Linked DNA regions of Homo sapiens: region 1 is linked to region 2. The links are chromatin loops, found by intact Hi-C in ENCODE. Cell type or tissue: dorsolateral prefrontal cortex. All regions are shown on one strand. Links, peaks and the distances in the headings refer to the core of each region. The heading gives the core; the rest is flanking DNA.

The links. Peaks named below come from ENCODE experiments on the same cell type or tissue, not always from the same donor. Only the 100,000 strongest peaks of a DNase experiment are listed, where the experiment ranks them.
Region 1: it touches region 2 in a loop (2.3-fold over the local background); 2 of 110 quality-filtered maps call a loop at or near these places.

The regions. Positions count from the first base shown.
Region 1 is chr1:31,150,835-31,160,018 of GRCh38, reverse strand. LOC107984935 (a long non-coding RNA gene) reads right to left here and starts at 4,973. Exons shown (of 2, transcript XR_001737961.2): 1 at 4,867-4,973; 2 at 3,885-4,294. RefSeq lists enhancers at 4,169-4,258, 3,833-4,468, 5,106-5,742, 5,743-6,380 and a silencer at 4,429-5,018. In dorsolateral prefrontal cortex, for the core only: CTCF peaks have their summits at 4,334 and 4,540 (motif pointing left); DNase peaks (open chromatin) are centred at 4,463 and 5,168; H3K4me3 peaks cover 1,607 bases; H3K27ac peaks cover 978 bases.
Region 2 is chr1:30,775,030-30,784,781 of GRCh38, reverse strand. It overlaps LOC105378621 (a long non-coding RNA gene), which reads left to right and starts at 2,431. Exons shown (of 3, transcript XR_947134.2): 1 at 2,431-2,614; 2 at 2,895-3,047; 3 at 9,089-9,703. RefSeq lists enhancers at 4,920-4,999, 5,110-5,299 and cis regulatory regions at 4,798-5,322, 6,636-7,301. In dorsolateral prefrontal cortex, for the core only: CTCF peaks have their summits at 2,271 (motif pointing left), 4,996 (motif pointing right) and 6,792 (motif pointing left); DNase peaks (open chromatin) are centred at 1,693, 2,261, 5,001, 6,271 and 1 weaker place; H3K27ac peaks cover 5,080 bases.

The DNA of each region.
Region 1 (9,184 bases), core at 295-8,294, 380 kb before region 2:
GCGGCCTTTGCCTTTATGAGGCATCTCCAAGCCTCCACCACGATAAGCACTCCCATTCCCCAGAATTTAACGTGTAGCCTGCACTGCTGCTGTGCCATGGCCTGCACAGGGCTCAGGACTTGGGTTTAGCTGTGCAAGGGCTCAGGACAGCTTCAAGGAATTTAGGAGACATAGTCCCCAAGACTGCTTTTTTAATGCTGGAGCCGTTGGGAAGTACACTCTCTCTTCAGGGACCCAGAGCTATAAAGTCAATGAAAGCCTAAAACTGCTTGTAGCCACAGTCATCTTTCTGTTTTCTTTTCTTTCTTTCTTTCTTTTTTTTTTTTTTTTTGAGACAGGGTCTCACTCTATTGCCCAGGGTAGAGTGCAGTGGCACAATCATAGCTCACTGTAGCCTTGAATTCCTGGGCTCAAGGAGGGATCCTCTCACCTTAATCTCCTGAGCAGCTGGAACTACAAGTGCAAACCATCATGCTCAACTAATTTTTTTCTTATTATCTTTTGTAGAAATGGGGTCTTGCTATGTTGCCCAGGCTGATTTCAAACTCTCAGCCTCAAGTGATCCCCCCCCCCCTTAGCCTCCCAAAGTGCTAGGATTTACAGGTGTGAACCACTGCACCTGGCCCTAGAACGGCTAGTAGCCATCTTGCTTGGCTGCCTGTAAGAGAGAATTGAGGGATAACGAGAGACATGGAGCTGTGAAACCTTCTCTTGAGCCCCTGGGATCCAGCCATACTTAACATACTTCAAAACATACTTCCGGCCAGGCACGGTGGCTCATGTCTGTAATCCCAGCACTTTGGGAGGCCGAGATGGGTGGATCACGAGGTCAGGAGATCGAGACCCCTGGCTAACATGGTGAAACCCCGTCTCTACTAAAAATACAAAACATTAGCCAGGCATGGTGGCAGGCACCTGTAGTCCCAGCTACTCGGGAGGCTGAGGCAGGAGAATGGTGTGAACCCGGGAGACAGAGCTTGCAGTGAGCCGAGATCGGGCCACCGCACTCCAGCCTGGGTGACAGAGTGAGGCTCTGTCTCAAACAAACAAACAAACAAACAAACAAAAACATACTTCCAGAGTTTGTCAGTAAATCTTCCCCTCCCTGCTCCAATCCTCTCACCTCAGCCTCCCAGTAGCTGGGACTACAGGCATGTAATGTCACCCCTCACCCTGGCTTTTTTTTTTTTTTGGCAGAGATGAGGGGTCTCGCTATGTTGCCCAGGCTGCTTCTTAAACTCCTGGGCTCAAGCTATCCCTGTAGGCCTCCCAAAGCCTGGAATTACAGGGAAATTTACTACAACAGGCCTGTGTTATGTTTCTGTTACTTGCAACTGCTAGAATCCTGGTTGATACAATGTTTGAAATAAGTCTGATCTAGATCTTAGGTGGACTGGAGACCACAGCCAAATCTTAAATGGTTTAGCATAGAACCTGGCACATAATAATAAGCACTGGCTGCTCAGAAAACACTGCTCCTGTAGTTCCCTGTACTTCTCCACTAAGGTGCATATGATAATTTTTTTTTAGACAGAGTCTCACTCTGTCACCCAGGCTGGAATGCAGTGGCACGAACTCAGCTCACTGCAACCTCCGCCCCCCAGGTTCAAGCGATTCTCCTGCCTCAGCCTCCCGAGTAGCTGGGATTACAGGCACCCACCACTATGCCCAGCTAATTTTTTGTATTTTTTTAGTAGAGACGGGGTTTCGCCATGTTGGCCAGGCTGGTCTCAAGCTCCTGACCTTGTGATTTGCCCGCCTCTGCCTCCCAGAGTGCTGGGATTACAGGCATGAGCCACCGTGCCCAGCCACATATCACAATTTTAATTGAATAACGATTCATATTGTTAATTGTTCAGTCTTTCAACCAGCCTGCAAGCTTATTTGTGTAGGAACTGTAACTTGTTCACTGTATTCCTCAGCACATGACCTAGCAGAGTGGGTGTTTCACCATGTTGGCCAAGCTGGTCTTGAACTCCTGACCTCAGGTGATCCGCCTCCCAAAGTGTTGGGATTACAGGCGTGAGCCACCGCACCCGGCCAAGACAAAATTATGAGAAATTTAGTATAAAAATATCAGTTGGCTTTATTTGCGATTCCACAATTGGGCAGCACCTCATTCTATAAAATAGAATAAGTATGTCAATGATCTGAGCAGAAGAGCTTGGCTTTATAGACACAGAAGGGTTAAAGAAAGCATTGGCAAAGAATAAAGAGTATATTAGGCCCAGAGCCCTGGATCACACCTGTAATCCCAGTGATTCAGGAGGCTGGGATGGGAGGATCCCTTGGGCCAGGAGTTTCAGGCCAGCCTGGCCAACATGGTGATACCCCGTCTCTACAAAAATTTAAAAAATGGGCCAGGTGAGGTGGTTCCCTGGAGGCCGAGGTGAGCGGACCACCTGAGGTGAGGAGTTCCAGACCAGCCTGGCCAAGATGGTGAAACCCTGTCTTTACCAAAAATTCAAAAATTAGGCCAGGCATGGTGGCTCACACCTGTAATCCCAGCACTTTGGGAGGCCGAGGTGGGTGGATCATGAGGTCAGGAGATCAAGACCACCCTGGCTAACATGGTGAAACCCCATCCCTACTAAAAATACAAAAAATTAGCTGGGTGTGGTGGCAGGCACCTGTAGTCCCAGCTACTCGGGAGACGGAGGCAGGAGAATGGCGTGAACCCGGGAGGTGGAACTTGCAGGGAGCCAAGATGGCACCACTGCACTCCAGCCTGGGGACAGAGCGAGACTCTGTCTCAAAAAAAAAAAAATCAAAAATTATCCGGGTGTGGTGGAATTTTTTTTTTTTTTTTAACGGCCAGGTGCAGTGGCTCACGCTTGTAATCCCAGCACTTTGGGAGGCTGAGGCAGGTGGATCACTTGAGGTCAGGAGTTCGAGACCAGCCTGGCCAACATGAAGAGACTGTGTCTCTACTAAAAATACAAAAATTAGCAGGGCATGTGGTGCACGCCTGTTATCCCAGCTACTCAGGAGGATGAGGCACAAGAATCGCTTGAACCTGGGAGACAAGAGGTTGCAGTGAGCTAGGTAGCACCACTGCACTCCAACTCCAGCCTAGGCAACAGAGTGAGACTCCATCTCAAAAAAAAAAAAGGCCAGGTGCAGTGGCTCACACTTGTAATCCTAGCACTTTGGGAGGCCAAGGCAGGCGATCACTTGAGGTCAGGAGTTCGAGACCAGCCTGGCCAACATGGCAAAACCCTGTCTCTATTAAAAATACAAAAAAATTAGCCAGGCGTGGTGGCATATGCCTGTAATCCCAACTACTCGGGAGGCTGAGACAGGAGAATTGCTTGAACCCAGGAGGCGGACGTTGCAGTGAGCCGAGATGGCGCAAGACTCCATCTCAAATAAAAAAAAAAAAATTAAAAATAAGCAGAGCGTGGAGGTGTCCACCTGTGGTCCCAGGTACTCAGGAGGCTGAGGCAGGAGGATCGCTTGAGCCCAGGAAGTCAAAGCTTCAGTGAGCTGGGTTTATGCCACTATGCCACTGCACTCCAGCCTGGGTGACAAAGCTAGACCCTGTACCTTAGAAAAAAGAAAAATTTTTAAAAAAGGCCAGACACAGTGGGTTATGCCCGTAATCTTAGCACCTTGTGAGTTCTAAGCCGGTGGACCACTTGAGCTCAGGAGTTCGAGACCAGCCTGGCCAAAATGGTGAAACCCTGTCTCTACTTAAAAAAAAAAAAAAAATTAGCTGGGCATGGTGGTGTGCGCCTGTGATCCCACTTACTTGGGAGGCTGAGGCAGGAGAATCGCTTGAACCCGGGAAGCAGAGGTTGCAGTGAGCCGAGATTGCACCACTGCACTCCAGTCTGGGCGACAGAGCGAGACTCTATCTCAAAAAAAAAAAAAAGAGTATATAGTTATTTTTCAAAGTTACTTTTACTTTTCTTGTAAGGCAGGACAGACCAATAGAATAATAACCAAGTGGTTACTATCAGGTTCTTTCAAGCCGCCTTTTTTTGCGTAGGATTAAAGCAGGGAAATGTGATGTTGATTGAGGATTTAAACCGGCCTGTTTGGGAAATTGGCTGTTGTCTCTTGATTTCTCCCCAGGTTAGATGGCAACTCAGTTTCCATTTGGTAATGTGGAACTTTAGCATGGGTGACTCTTTTGATTTTTAGTCTGGTCGGCTGGGGCCTGGTGCAGAAACTTAGTCCAAAACAGTGGCCTCCTATAATGTTTATTTAACGGTAGGAAACACATGTTAGTTAAGGTGATGGTGAAGCCTTCCTCTTCACTTCCATTCTCTCAACCCACTCTCCCAGGGCCCTGCAAAACAAGAAGGGCCATCGTCATTTCACAGAAGCGGAAACAAGACCCACGCAGGGAAGGACTTGCTCCAGGGCTCGGCGGGGTGCCGCACAGCCTGGGACCTGCGGGTTCTCAGGACAGACGTGTGGCGGGGCCAACAGTGCGGCGCTCAGGGATAGTGGGGCGCGGCCCAAAGCGGGTGGAGCGCGGCCCAAAGCGGGTGGGGCGCGCAGACTCCACGTGGCCCCGGCGCCGCCCTCTGCGCCCCCTCCCGGCCTCTCCCGGGCCACCCGCGGATTCCCCCAGAGAGGATCGCGCCCTGAACCCGCCGCCCCCGGCTCCTGAGGCCAGGCCTCGCCTCCATTCCTGCCCTGCGCCCTCCCCCTCTCCGGGGCCAGGGGGCCCTCTAAGCTTCCGGGTCTCCAGCCCCCAAAAGGGCCCCGCTCTAGCGGCGACTCCCCGCCCGCCTCTCCCGGGACTCGGGTCCCGCCTCCAGCACCCACTTTAGCCTCCCCCAGATAAGTCCCGCCAGACCCCCACACCCCCAACCCCCACACCCCCAGCCCCTTCCCAACTCCCCTCGTCCCCACCTCCGGCCCCGCGCCCGCGCCCGCGCCCGATCCTTCACGGACTCGTTCCGAAGATCCAGCCTCGCCCTGCCCCGCCCAGGGCCCGGCCGCTCCCCGCCCTCGTCCCCCGGCCCGGGCTCCGCCCCTCCCTCGACTCCGGCCCCGCCCTCCCCCCCGCTCCCTCCGGTCCCCGGATCGGGCCCCGCCCCCGCCCCCGCCCCAAGGACTCTCTTTGTTCCGGAGTCAACCGGCCTCGGTCCTGGGATCGCTGATTCCACGGAGGAGAGCCATACCTGGGCGTCTCCACCCCCCACCCCACTGTCTCTGGAGACCAAGGCCGGCGCCGGGGGAGGCGGGTGTGCGGGCGCGCGAGCCGAGCCCTTTGTTCAGGAGAACATTCCTCAGCGCCAGCCTCCCCACCTGGAGAGCCTGTGGTTCCTGTTTCAGGCTTTGCCTTGGAGAAACTCTCGCCGAGTATGCAGCTCTCAAGCCTGGCTTCTGGCGCATCCTACTTCATGGCCTTCAACGGGTCCTTTGACCTCCCTGAACCTCAATTTTCTCACTTGTAGAATGGGAACCAAAATTCTGACGTCGAATGATCGCTGTGAAATTAAATTAAATGCCAAAACACAAATGTAGAGTATCTGCAGGCATAAGGTGAATGTTAGATACTTGCGTTTGGAAGACCTTCACCGAAAGAAGCTAACATTTTTGTATTGAGTTCACCCTACTCCCCCATCCCGCTTTGTATGGGCAATTTGTAGTCCTCCCAAATCTTTGAAATCTCACTTTCTTAGTAAAGACTTTCCCTGATTTCTGGGGCACACCCTCATGGAGTCACCCTCTGGCATATTTCCATAGCATGCTGTAACGTCTATTAAAATATTTGCAGTTACTTTTTTTTTAATTGAGACTTAATTTGCATTCAGCGAAATACACACAACTTGGCAGGGCGCGGTGGCTCGCGCCTGTAATCCCAGCACTTCGGGAGGCCGAGGCGGGCAGATCACCTGAGGTCAGGAGTTTTGAGACCAGCCTGGCCAACATGGCGAAACCCCATCTTTACTAAAAATACAAAAATTAGCCGGGCCTGGTGGTGCGTACCTCTAATCCCAGCTACTCAGGAGGCTGAGACAGGAGAATCACTTGAATCCAGGAGACGGAGGTTGCAATGAGCCGAGATTGGGCCATTGCACTCCAGCCTGGACGACAGAGCAAGACTCTGTCTCACAAAAAAAAAAAAAGAAAAGAAAGAAAAAAAGAAACTGCCAAACAGTCCTCTCAAGTTATATAGTTATATCCTTTTACATTCCATTCTTTACATGCGGTTTTTTTTTTTTGTTTTTTTTTTTTTTTTTTGAGACAAGGCCTCACTCTGTCACCCAGGCTGGAGTGCAGTGGTGTGATCATAGTGATCATAGCTCAGCAGCCTCGACCTCCCGTGCTCAAGCCATCCTCCCGCCTCAGCCTCCCAAAGTACTGGGATTACTAGCTTGAGACTCTTTGCCCAGCCCCATTTTCCATTCTCACCAGCAGTTATAAGCATTCCAGTTGCTCCACATCCTCTTGAGCATTTGACATTGCCAAACATTTTACTTTTAGCCATTGGAATGGGTGTAGTGTATCTCATTATGACATTACTTTTTAAAAATGAGTAATACAAGTATTCAGTTCTAAAGGTACAAAAGCCTATTAGTCTGTTTAATTTTTCTCCCTGAAAAGTATGTTTCATGAGTGGCTTGTGTCTCCATTTACACTGACATTTCTTTTTGACTATCTGTCTTTTTTCCACTAGAATATAAGCCCCAGGAGGAGAGGGACTGCCTATGGTGATGATAGCTGTCATCTCAGCTCCTTTCTAAAGCTAGTAAAAGCCTAATAAATATTGGTGAATGAATGCCCAGCACTATTCTTCTAGACAAGTCGCATAATCTATTACATTATCACATTTTGATTCAAGAGAGTAGCAGATTCCTTTGGGACTAAGTATGGAACTGAGTGATATCAATACAAAGTTGTGGCCGGGTGCGGTGGCTCACACCTGTAATCCCAGCACTTTAGGAGGCCGAGGTGGGTGGATCACGAGGTCAGGAGATTGAGATGAGCCTGGCCAACATTATGAAACCCCATCTCTACTAAAAATACAAAAATTAGCTGGGCGTGGTGGTGTGTGCCTGTAATCCCAGCTACTCCGGAGGCTGAGGCAGGAGGATCGCTTGAACTAGGGAGTCAGAGGTTGTGGTGAGCTGAGATCGTGCCACTGCACTCCAGCCTGGCGACAGAGCAAGACTCTGTTTCAAAAAAAAAAAAATACAAAGTTGTAAAATGAATGAATGTTGATGAAGGAGCTCTCGGGGTGTTCCTGCATGCAGTGCAAGCTGGCTTTTTGAAAACAACATCTATATGTTAAGTGCTATGCAAACTTTGAAAATAAACATCTGTTACTTCTGCTGCCCAGCATTACTTCACCCTTCTAGTAACAGGACACGAATTTTTCTCTGGGAAATTGTCCTCCTCCACTCAGTCCACACCTCCATCAGCTTCAGGGCATGTGACTCAACCCCAACTAATCAGAGCATCTCAGCCCCTTGACAACTGTGATTGGTTCAGGGATGTGCCCACCCAATTTGGGCCAATGAAAGCCAGCCCTGTCTTGTTGGGCAAGAAAGCTCTTTTTCCTGCAGGACTTGCAATTGTGGTGATGAAAGACTAGGAGAAATGAGGTCAAGGGGAATCGAGCTATTAATGAAGTGATGGAGGGAACATCCCTGGTATTAGGAAGAACAGGAAGAAGGCCACTGCAGTACAGGGAAAAAGGAGAGAGGTAGAGGATGAGAGGATGAGTTCAGGGGCAGGCAGAGGCCAGATCTTTTTTTTTTTTCAGACAGAGTCTTGCTCTGTTCCCCACGCTGGCTTGCAGTGGCGCGATCTCAGCTCACTGCAACCTCCGCCTCCTGGGTTCAAGCGTTTCTCCTGCCTCAGTCTCCCGAGTAGCTGGGATTACAGGCATGTGCCACCATGCCCAGGTAGTTTTTGTATTTTTAGTAGAAACGGGGTTTTGCCATGGTGGCCAGACTGGTCTTAAAATCCTAGAGAGGCCAGATTTTGAGGGGCCTCAAGGAAGATCCTCAAGGATCATGGGAAGGATTTGGAGTTTACCTTTTTTTTTTTTTTTTTTTGAGACAGAGTCTTGCTCTGTCACCCAGGCTGGAGTGCAGTGACGCGATCTCAGCTCACAGCAACCTTCACCTTGTAGCTCACTTGCAAGCAAAGTTGCAAGCTCACTGCAACCTGGGCTCAAGCAATTGAGCCCGAGCAGCTAGGATTACAGGTGCCTGCCACCACGCCCGGCTAATTTTTATATTTTTAGTAGAGACAGGGTTTCACCATGTTGGCCAGGCTGGTCTCAAACTCCTGACCTCAAGTGATCCACCTGCCTTGGCCTCCCAAAGTGCTGGGATTACAGGAGTGAGCCACGGCACCCAGCCTGGAGTTTACCTTGAGAAGCTATTAGAAGAATTTGAGCAGAAGAGTCAATGATCTGATTAAATTTTTTTTGCGACCAAGTCTTGCTTTGTCACTCAGGCTGGAGTGCAGTGACACAGTCATTGCTCACTACTGCAACCTCAACCTCTTAGGCTCAAGGGATTCTACTGCCTCAGCCTCCTGAGTGGCTGAGACCATGGGTACGTGTCACCATGCTCAGCTAATTTTTAAAAATTTTTTTGTAGAGATAGGGACTTGATACATTATTCAGGTTGGTCTTCAACTCTCCTATCTCTGCCTCTCGAAGTGCTGGGATTACAGGTGTGAACTACTGCACTGGTCAAAAAGTATTTCAGTGACATATCAATACAGGAAAACACATAGCTTGTAGCTCATCCTTTAAAACCAGAATAGCCAAGTGAAAAGTCAGTACAGCTTCTTATTTTTACTTTAAAAAAGACATCAGCCCAGGAGCAGTGGCTCACGCCTGTAATCCCAGCACTTTCAGAGGCCAAGACGGGCAAATCACCTGAGGTCAGGAGTTCCAAACCAGCCTGGCCAACATGGCAAAAACCCGTCTCTACTGAAAAAAAAAAATTAGCTGGGCATGGTGGCAGACGCCTGCAATCCCAGCCACTCGGGAGGCTGAGGCAGGAGAATCACTTGAACCCAGGAGACGGAGGTTGCAGTGAGCCGAGATCATGCCACTGCACTCTAGCCTGGGCAAAAGAGAGAGACCCTATCTCAAAAAAAAAAAAAAATTCAAAGGTACGCAGTGGGAATTGAACTACTATGTTTTTTCTTCTTCCTAGAGATGTGACATACATGTTTTCTGGTAAGTAACATTCTACCA
Region 2 (9,752 bases), core at 876-8,875:
GCTGAGGCAGGAAAGTCATTTGAACCTGGGAGCGGAGGTTGCAGTGAGTCGAGATCGCGCCACTGCACTCCAGACTGGGCAACAGAATGAGACTCTGTCAAAAAACAAAACAAAACAAAAAAAACTACATTCTTAACCCCTACTCAGGGCTGCTGGGTCAGATGGGAATGCAAACTTGAGTAGGCAGCAACCAGCAGGGACGGTGGTCCCCCGTGTTAAGAGAAGGAGGGTCTATCTTTCTCACATGATGGGAACTCTAGGGCTGGTGCACAGGTCAGCAGCATTGTCAGAGTGCAGGCTCTCCCAACTCCGTTGTCCCTAACTTGTGGTGTTTGCCCTCGTAGTTCCAAAGTGCCTGCTGTGCCTCCAGCACTCACGTTTCATTCCAGGCAGAGAGGCACTGGGAAAGTCAAAGGTCTTGGGAGGCTTTTTTTAAAATTTGGGAAGTAGCCGGGCGTGGTGGCTCACACCTGTAATCCCAGCACTTTGGGAGGCTGAGCGGGGGAGATCACTGAGGTCAGGAGTTCTAGATCAGCCTGGCCAACACGGTGAAACCCCGTCTCTACTAAAAATACAAAAGTTAGCCAGGCATGGTGGCAGATGCCTGTAGTCCCAGCTGAGGCAGGAAGAATAGCTTGAACCTGGGAGGCGGAGGTTGCAGTGAGCTGAGATGGCACCACTATTCTCCAGCCTGGGTGACAGAGCGAGACTCCTTCTCGAAAAAATAAAATAAAATAAACAAAAATAAAATTTGGGAAGTGAAGCCCTTCCTCATTGACTCCCACCTAGATCTCTTGGGCTAGAACACGCGCCTGGCTACTCATGGGTGGAAGGTAGTCAGGAAAAGAGCTATGAGCCTTCCAGCCTCAAGAGCTGGGTAAGGCAATGGAGGGGCAGCTAGGGGAGGTGTTGGGGGTGGGGGATCCATGTCCCTGCCTGGCTACTGTGGTCCTGCTACTGGTTCCACGCCCCCTGCAGAGGCTCCACCCCCGCCGGAGAGTTGAGGGACTTCCTTAATGTGCCTCTGTCACCCAAGGTCTGGGAGGTCACAGGAAGCCAAGAGAGCTTGAGCAACAGGGCAATTTGTTCTCGTTGCCTCATTTTCCTCATCTTTAACGCTGGGCCTTCACCCTACCTGCCTGACAGAGTGGCTGGGGGGATTAAATGAGACAGCGCGCACAGGGGCTGCGGCGGCTGAGCCGTGGACTCTGCATGGCACATGGTGTTTCTGGAGTGCTGCTGCCAAGCAATTGCCTTCTTCGTCCTGGCTTCAGGTTTCCCAGCTGCAAAATTGGATGAACGAATCATATTCTATGCCATGGGGTCATTCTGAGGATTAAATGACATTACACACCAAAGTGCTTCAGGGGCCATCTCCGTCTGCTTCTGCTGATTTCCGTGGGGTAGAGTCATAGAAGGTCAAGGCCCCTGTGAAGGTTCTTGTACCCAACAGGGGAGGTGCTGTTTCCAGCTGCGATTTGAAGAGGGAGGCGGTGGAGGGGAGGGAGGCCCTGCCAAAGCCCAGGAGCCCCCGGACACCTCCTGCTCAAGTCCCCACTTCCTCCAGGGGAGGCCCTGGGGACCCATCAGATAGTTTGCCGGCACCCTCCCAACAGAAGTCCCGGACTGATCAATGGCTCCCTGCTGGACTTTGAGCCTTCAGCCACAGTGGCCCAGCCTGGTTGGCTAGTCACAGCTGCTGTACCCAAACCTGGCTCCAGGGAGAGCAGAGGGGCTCCCTGGGACCCGCATGGGGCCCTGACCTGCTCAGGAGGGATGCAGACAACCTCTGCCTCTTTGTCGCTCCATGCCTCAGTTTCCCTGTGGCTCAGCATCTTGGGAGAACAGGGGATGGCGGAGATGCTGGAGCCCCTTCCACAGTTCCATTTTGCCTTGCCCCCTGGTTTCCATCTGGGCCCAGCTGTCCGGGGCCTGGAGAGCAGGAGCAGGTGTGTGCAGGGGTATGAGAGTCTCGGGTTCCAGCCCCTGCTTTGCCCTGACCCGTTGTGTGACGCTAGACAGCTGGCTTCTGCTCTCTGGGCCTCATCTCTGTAAAAGGGTCCCCATAAAAGGGTCCCCATCCTAAACCCCTTCCAACTCGGATATCTCCGTGGCTGTGAATCCATGGCTCAGGATGTCCTCTGCCCAAGGACAGCTTTCAACAGGACCTGGAAGCCCCCTGCCCAGGAATGTGTCCCAGGACGACAGTAGCCCTTCCTCCCTGTCCGTCTCCCCTCTCCAGGGCGGGAGACACGCTGAGTTGGCGGGTACAGTGCGCCCTCTGGTGGCTACTCAGGAACACTGCTCCATCCGGGCCCTGGTCGCTAAGTTCTCTGCTGGGCTGGTGGGGGTGGTCGGGGTTGGGGGTGGTCGGGGTTGGGGGCGGGGGGCGGCCCGCAAGGGCTGTAGGGGTAGCAATTTTCTTTCCTTTTCGGGGATGGGTGGAGGTGGGGTTGCTATAGTTCTGGGAAGCTTTATGGCCCCCAAATGTATACCTGCCACCAACATCACCAACATCTGTACCTCAGAGAAACTAAGGCCCTGGCTGGGATTTTTTTCTCCTGTTTCGCAGACCCCCGTCTGATGAGCTGATGGGGTACCTTGTCTCTGTGAGGTGAGTGGCAGCATCCCCACATGGTGGATGAAGAGACTGAGTCTCAGGCGGCCTCGTGATTGGGCCACTCCCAACCTTTCCGGCCTCAGCGCCTGCCCCTTCCTGGGACATCCCAGGGCCTCCGGCCTCCCAGCCGAGACTCACACTGTCCCCTCTGCCCAGAATACCTTCTTCTTGGGAGGAATGTCCATCCTTTAGGTCTTAGCTCAAATGCTCTTTTATTTGTCCTTATTTCAGAAATTGTGGTAACGTATTCGTCCATTTCTGTTGCTTGTAACAGAATACCTGAAACTGGGTAGTTTACAAAGACAAGGAATTTATTTTATACGGTTCTGGAGCCTGTGAAGTCCAAGGTTGAGGGGCCGCATCTGGTGAGGACCTCCTTGCTGGTGGGGACTCTGCAGAGTCCAGAGGCCACACAGGATATCACATGGTGAGGGGGCTGAGGTGCTGGCCCGGGTCTCTCTTCCTCTTCTTATAAAGCCGCCAGTCCCATGATAATCAATTAACCATTAACCCATTAATCCATGAATCCATGAATAGATTAAACCATTCATGAGGGCAGAGCCTTCATGACCCAATCACCTCTTAAAGGACCACCTCTCAGGCCAGGCCTGGTGCCTCACGCCTGTAATCCCAGCACTTTGGGAGGCCAAGGTGGGCAGATCACCTGAGGTCAGGAGTTTGAGACCAGCCTGGCCAACATGGTGAAACCCTGTCTCTGCTAAAAATACAAAAATTAGCCGGGCATGGTGACGGGCACCTCTAATCCCATCTTCTTGGAAAGCTGAGGCAGGAGAATAGCTTGAATCTGGGAGGTGGAGGTTGCAGTGAGCCAAGACTGTGCCACTCCACTCCACTCCACTCCACTCCACTCCACTCCACTGTGGAGGTTGCAGTGAGCCGAGATCGTGCCACTCCACTTCACTCTACTCCACTCCACTGTGGAGGTTGCAGTGGGCCGAGATCATACCACTCCACTCCACTCCACTCCAGCCTGAGCGACAGAGCAAGACTCCATCTCAAAAAAAAAAAAAAAAAAAAAAAAAGAAGAAGACCACCTCTCACCTCTCAATATTGCCACATTGGAGATTAAACTTCAACATGAGTTTTGGAGGGGACAAATGTTGAAACTATAGCACAGATACATAACATAAAATCTATCATTTTAACAATTTTAAGTGTACAGTTCAGTGGCATTCACTACACTCACAGTGCTGTGCAGCCATCACCACCGTCCATCTCCAGAGCTTTGTCATCTTCCCAAACTCAAACTCTGTGCCCATCAAACAATAACCCCCATTTCTTCCCTCCTCTCTGCCTCTGGCAACCTCCATTCTACCTTCTGTCACTATGAACTTGACTACTGTAGGTATCTCATATAGGCAGGATTATATAATAGGCTCCTCCTTTTGAGTCTGGCTGATTTCACTCAGCATAATGTCCTCAAGGTTCACCCACGTTGTAGCATGCGTCAGAATTTCCTTCATTTTTCAGGCTGAATAATATACCATCGTGTGCCTTGGTCACATTTTGTTTATCCATTCATCCATGGATGGCCACTTGGGTTGCTTCCTCCTTTTGACTATGTGAATAATGCTGCTATGAACATTGGGGTTGAACAAATATCTGTTCAAGTTCCCGTTTCAGTTCTCTTGGGTGCATCCACAGAAGTAGAATTCCCAGGTCATGTGATAATTCCATGTTTAATTTTTGAAGGACTGCCATATTGTACTCCCACGGTGGCTCTACCATCTTACAGTCTTGCTAGCAATGTACAAGGGTTCCAATTTCTCCACGTTCTCACTAACACTTGCTATTTTCTGTCTTAAAAAAAAAAATAACAGATGGCCAGGTGCAGTGGCTCATGCCCATAATCTCAGCGATTTGGGAGGCTGAGGCAGGAGGATCACTTAAGCTCAGGAGTTTGAGAACAGCCTGGGTAACATAGTGAGACCCTGTATCTACCAAAAAAAAAAAAAAAAAAGTTAGCTGGGTGTGGTGGTGCACGCCTGTAGTCCCAGCTACTGGGGACACTGAGGTGGGAGGATTGCTTGAGCCTGGGAGGTTGAGGCTGCAGTGCGCTGTGATCACACCACTGCACTCCAGCCTGAGCAACAGAGTGACTGAGATCCTGCCTTAGAAAAAAAAAAAAAAAGCCGTCCTGATGGAGGTGGAGTGGTGTCTGAGCATTGTGCCAGGCACTTTGTGGCATTATTTCATTTATCATATTATTATTATCCCCATTTGGCAGACGAGAAAACCGAGCTTCAGGGAGGTAGAGTCGCTGCCCTAAGTAACAGGGAGTCTGAGCTCTAAGCTCCTGCCCTGCCCGTGTGGTGCCTTCTCTGGGATTTATTAGGTGCCTGGGATGGAGTTCCCCAGATGGCCAGCAGGGGGCGCCCTTGACCCGGAGTCTAGCCTGGGCTTGAGGGTGGGGAGGGCAGAGCGGAGGGCTCAGAGTCCCTCAGTCCAAACCACTTACTCTATCCCCATTTTACCCTCCTCACCGCCAACCCAGTTCCCAGCCTCTGACTGCAGAGAACCCTGCAGCAGGGACTCAGGCAACTTGATAGAAGTGGGAGAGGTCCCATTAACAAGCCTTGTGACCTTGGGTGTGTGGTTGAACCACTCGGAGCCTGTTTCCCGTCTCTGAAATGGGGGCTACCACTGCTGCCTTGAGGATCTATCGATAGCCCTGCAAGTCAGGCATTTTGGCTTCCTGGAAGGTTGAGATGATGCTGCTGTTTTGGGGAATGGAAAAATGAGCATTTACTGGGTGCTAATTATGTACTGGGTGCTAATTATATGCTGGGTGCTTCCAATGGGACATTTTATTTTATGCCAACATAGTGAAATAAGGAATATTATTCCCATGTTACAGACGAGGAAACTGGGCTCGGAGAAGAGAAGTGAGTTGCTCAAAGCTCACATAGCCAGAAAACAACAGAGCTGGAATTCAAACCCAGCTTCTCCTTCTCCTCCAGGTGACCATTCAAACAAAGGCTAATGTGTGGTCTGGGGAGGGACAGGGAGACGAAGAGGCAGAGCTGCTTGCCTCCCCCTTCCTCCTTGGACTCTGCGGCCAGGCCGCCTGCCTTTGGCTCCACCACCTACTAGTTCTGTCCCCAAGGGCTGATCACTCCACCTCCCCGAGCCTCAGTTTTCTCATATGTACAATAGAGATAATCAACTTTGGATGATTCCGGATTTTAACAGTGAAAGGAAACGTCTTGGGTCAAAGGGAAGTCCCAGGCACAGCCGGTTTCAGGGATGGAAATAACGGGGTTATCCTTCTCTATCATTTATTCTTGGTTTCTCAGTCGCCTCTCCACCTCTCTGGGCTCTGCTCATCTCTGGGTTGGTGGCCTCACTTTCTCCTACTGCAGGCTTGCTTCCTTGATGTGGTGGGTGAAGAAAGGAAGGCAGGGCCACAGAGAGCGTTGGGCTTACATCTTTCCAGCTTTTCACCCTCGGGAAAGAGAGAGCTTCTCTACTCACAGCCAAATATTAAATCACAGGGAAAGAGTCTGATTGGCTAGGCTTATCTATTCCTGGGCCAATCACTGTGGCCAGTTGGAGATGAGGCATCCTAACTGGCTGATCTAGGTTACATGTCTGCCCCTGTGGTTGGGAGTGGGGAGTCTGGATAAGCAGCCTCACCAGAAGCACTTGGAGTGGGGCCAGGGCAATCAGTCATAGCTAACGCATCACTTACCATGTGCCAGTGTTGTTCTCAGCACATTGAACGCACAAATTCATTTAATTCTCACAACCAGGGTCCCATTCTACAGGTGAGGCAACTGAGGCAGAGAGGCACACAGCTGGTGAGTGGTGGGATTTGAACCCATTCTGGTTCCAGAGCACAGGCTCTAGTTCACCTGGAGGAAGGCTGTGGCATTATCAGAAGCAGAAGGGAAGGGCTGCCTGGCAGACAAACCCTGTTCCCTCCAGCACCCGTGGTATTCTTGGATGACAAAGAAGTCACCCCTTCCTGGGCTCGGCACACAGTAGGCCTTGTGGAATAGATGTTCTTCCCTTTCCTTGGAAAATCAGGGCAGACCAGCCTTATCCCCAAGGAACCAGGTTGGTGCTGTCCAGTTGAAAGTTCTCTGTGGACGTAGCCCCAGCCTAGGAAGCTCCAATGGCCACTGCTCCCCCTGCCGGGAAAACTGGAGGTGGCCATTGGGCCCTTCCGCCCCACCAGCCTGCACAGAGGGCTCTCTCAGTGTGGAGGGACCTCGGGTGAGAGGTGTGAAGTGGGAGGAGGGCGGGGAGTCTGGCTGGATCCCCCCTCATCCCGCTACCACCCGCACCAGGCTCCTTCCCTCCGTGTTATCCTTGGAGCTGAGGCTGGGGGCCGGGGGCTCACCAGGGGCGGTGGTGGGCCTCTGCTGGGTACACAAACACCAGTCAGCCATCCAGTGGCCAGTGAACAAGGCGAGCCCTCAGCAGAACTCGATAAGGTTTCCAAAAACAAGACGGGGCCGTTGAAAGGCTACATTACTCCCTCTTGCTGACAGCTGCTAATTTATGCTAATCAGATGCAGGAAAACCCCAAGTTCCCAGTGGGCCCCAGGAGACAGGGAGAATCCAGCCCTGCTGAGCAGGAGGGTGAAGTGGACCTGTGTTCCCGTGGCCGCCCGGCCCCTGCCCTGCCCTGGGCCCCAGAGTGGCCTCAGTTCTCCTGGTCCCTCGCTCTGCTGGGCCAAGAGGGGCTGGGACCTTGTCCTGGGTGCCAGGGCCCCTGAGAAAGATTAGGGGGATGGGGTTTTGGGGTCAGTCTGTGGCCTGGCTGAAAACAGGCAAGGTGGCTGCCACGAGCCACGCACTCAGCCATTAATTCACTGACTCCTCCTCAACTCCGCGAGGTGGGAGTCACTGTGGCTGTGAGGAAACAGAGGCCTGGGGTGGTTCAGTGACTTGCTCAAGGTGGCCTGGAAATGGAAGCATTGGGTGACAACTCTGGTGTCAGGCATCCTGGGCTGAGCTCCTGGATCGGCCACGGAATAGCTGCGTGACCTTGGGCAAATTGCTTAACCTCTGCGTGTCAGTCCCCTCATGAGTAAAGCGGGAATGATGGCCATATGTCCTCATGGGATGTTTGGACCATTAAATGAAATGCTGGCATGCGGCGGGCAAGAGCAGAGTTGGTCATGGCCTTTAGCAAACTGAGGCGTGGCCTGGAGTCCGACTCCATGGGTCTGACTCCGAAGCCCAAGTTCCTCCAAAGGCCCCAGGCTCTTTCCTCCCTGAGGAGTCTGGGGACAAGAAAATTCCCAAGGCACAGCCCCTTCCCATCCGAGGCCCCCACCCACATGATATGACCAAATGCAGAGTGCAGGGGGCAGTGAGATCCCTGGGCCTGCTCCGGACTCCTCCAGGCCTCTCAGCAGGCAGCCTCGGCTCATGGAAAGGGCATGGGGTTGAGGACCAGGGACGAGGACTCCAGCCCCAGCTCGGCCTCTTCTTTCCCACCAAGTGGCTCAGGGGTGGCCTTTTTGATGTGAGATGAGACACTGGACATTGCATTCCCCGTGGTCTGCAGGGCTGTGTGTAGGGTGTCATCATTTCTGCCTCTTACCTTGGCCTGTGCTGTTTCTAGGCCCTGACCCCCCTTTCCTAGGTCAGGGCCGGTCTCCTCTGTCCAGCCTTGCTGGCTGCCCCTGGGTCCCCATGACTTTCCTTTCCTTTCCCTTTTCTTTCCCCTTTTCTTTCCCCATTCTTTCCCCTTTCCTTTCCCCTTTCCTTTCCCTTTTCCTTTCCTTTCCTTTCCTTTCCTTTCCTTTCCTTTCCTTTCCTTTCCCCTTTCCTTTCCTTTCCCCTTTCCTTTCCTTTCCGCTTTCCTTTCCTTTCCTTTCCTTTCCTTTCCTTTCCTTTCCTTTCCTTTCCTTTCCTTTCCTTTCCTTTCCTTTCCTTTCCTTTCCTTTCCTTTCCTTTCCTTTCCTTTCCCCTCTTTCCTTTCTTTGGAGTCTCACTCTGTCATGCTGGAGCACGGGTGGCGTGATCTCGGCTCCCTGCAATCTCTGCCTCCCAGGTTCAATTGATTCTCGTGCCTCAGCCTCCCGAGTAGCTGGGAGGGACATGCACCACCACGCCTGGCTAATTTTTTGTATTTTTAGTAGAGATGGGGTGTCACCATGTTGGCCAGGCTGGTCTTGAACTCCTGACCTCAAGTGATCCACCCACCTTGGCCTCCCAAAGTGCTAGGATTACAGGCGTGAGCCACTGTGCCAGGCCGAGAGTGCATTTCTTTAACCCTTTGCTGCTGGCCTCATGCTCCTTGGGGTCCATTCTCACTCCTTCCCTCAGACTCCCTCCCTCCCTCCTCAGTTCAGCTCCCCTCCCCGCTCCCCAGTTGCTCTCCTCACCACACATCTGCAGCCTCACCCAGTCACTGTGGCTCAGGCACTGGCACGGGGATGGGATGGCCTGGTGGTCAGCACTGGCTGCTACCTGTCTGTTTCCTCGCAGGAGGAGCTGACTGAGCCTCAGTGTCCCCAGATAAGGAGGGGAGTATGCTCCCAGAAGCGTCTCCTGGGGGGCTAAGTGAAAGCCGGGCCAACCCTTCGTCCAGAGCCCTATGTCCACGAGGACCAGCCTGGCAGGCACGGGCCCTTCTGGCACCAGCGTCCTGAAGGGCTGAGCAGTTGGTGACTGGATAATCCTTTTCTGAGTGTATCATGACCTCTGGTTGTGTGAGGAAGCCCAGAGACCGACTATGGCTTCCTTGGGCTTCCAGAACATTCTTGGGTTTCTGGAACCATCAGAGCCACGGTAATCTGGTGATTCTGGGTGGGCCGTCTGGGGGCCTGGGCCTTGCAGCTGTGAAGAATTCATTTAAATTTTCCATGGAGGGATTGGCTCCCGGCCAGGCCACGTGAGTTATTTTGAGGCACTCTGGTCGGTGCTCTCTGCCCTGCCCTCGTCCAAGTAAACGAGCCCCACCGAGTGGGCCTGGAAACCCCACCCAGCCTTGTTTATGGCCCTGCTGGGCTCTGTGGCTGGTCAGTGGCCAGAATCTGGCATCTGCCCCCCATTCCCTCACCCCAGGCTGGGTGGAGTAGGCACAGGATGGTAAAATGTCCTGACCCATTCATGGCAGTGTGGTTTCTGGGCCAGGCAGGGGCATCCTGAA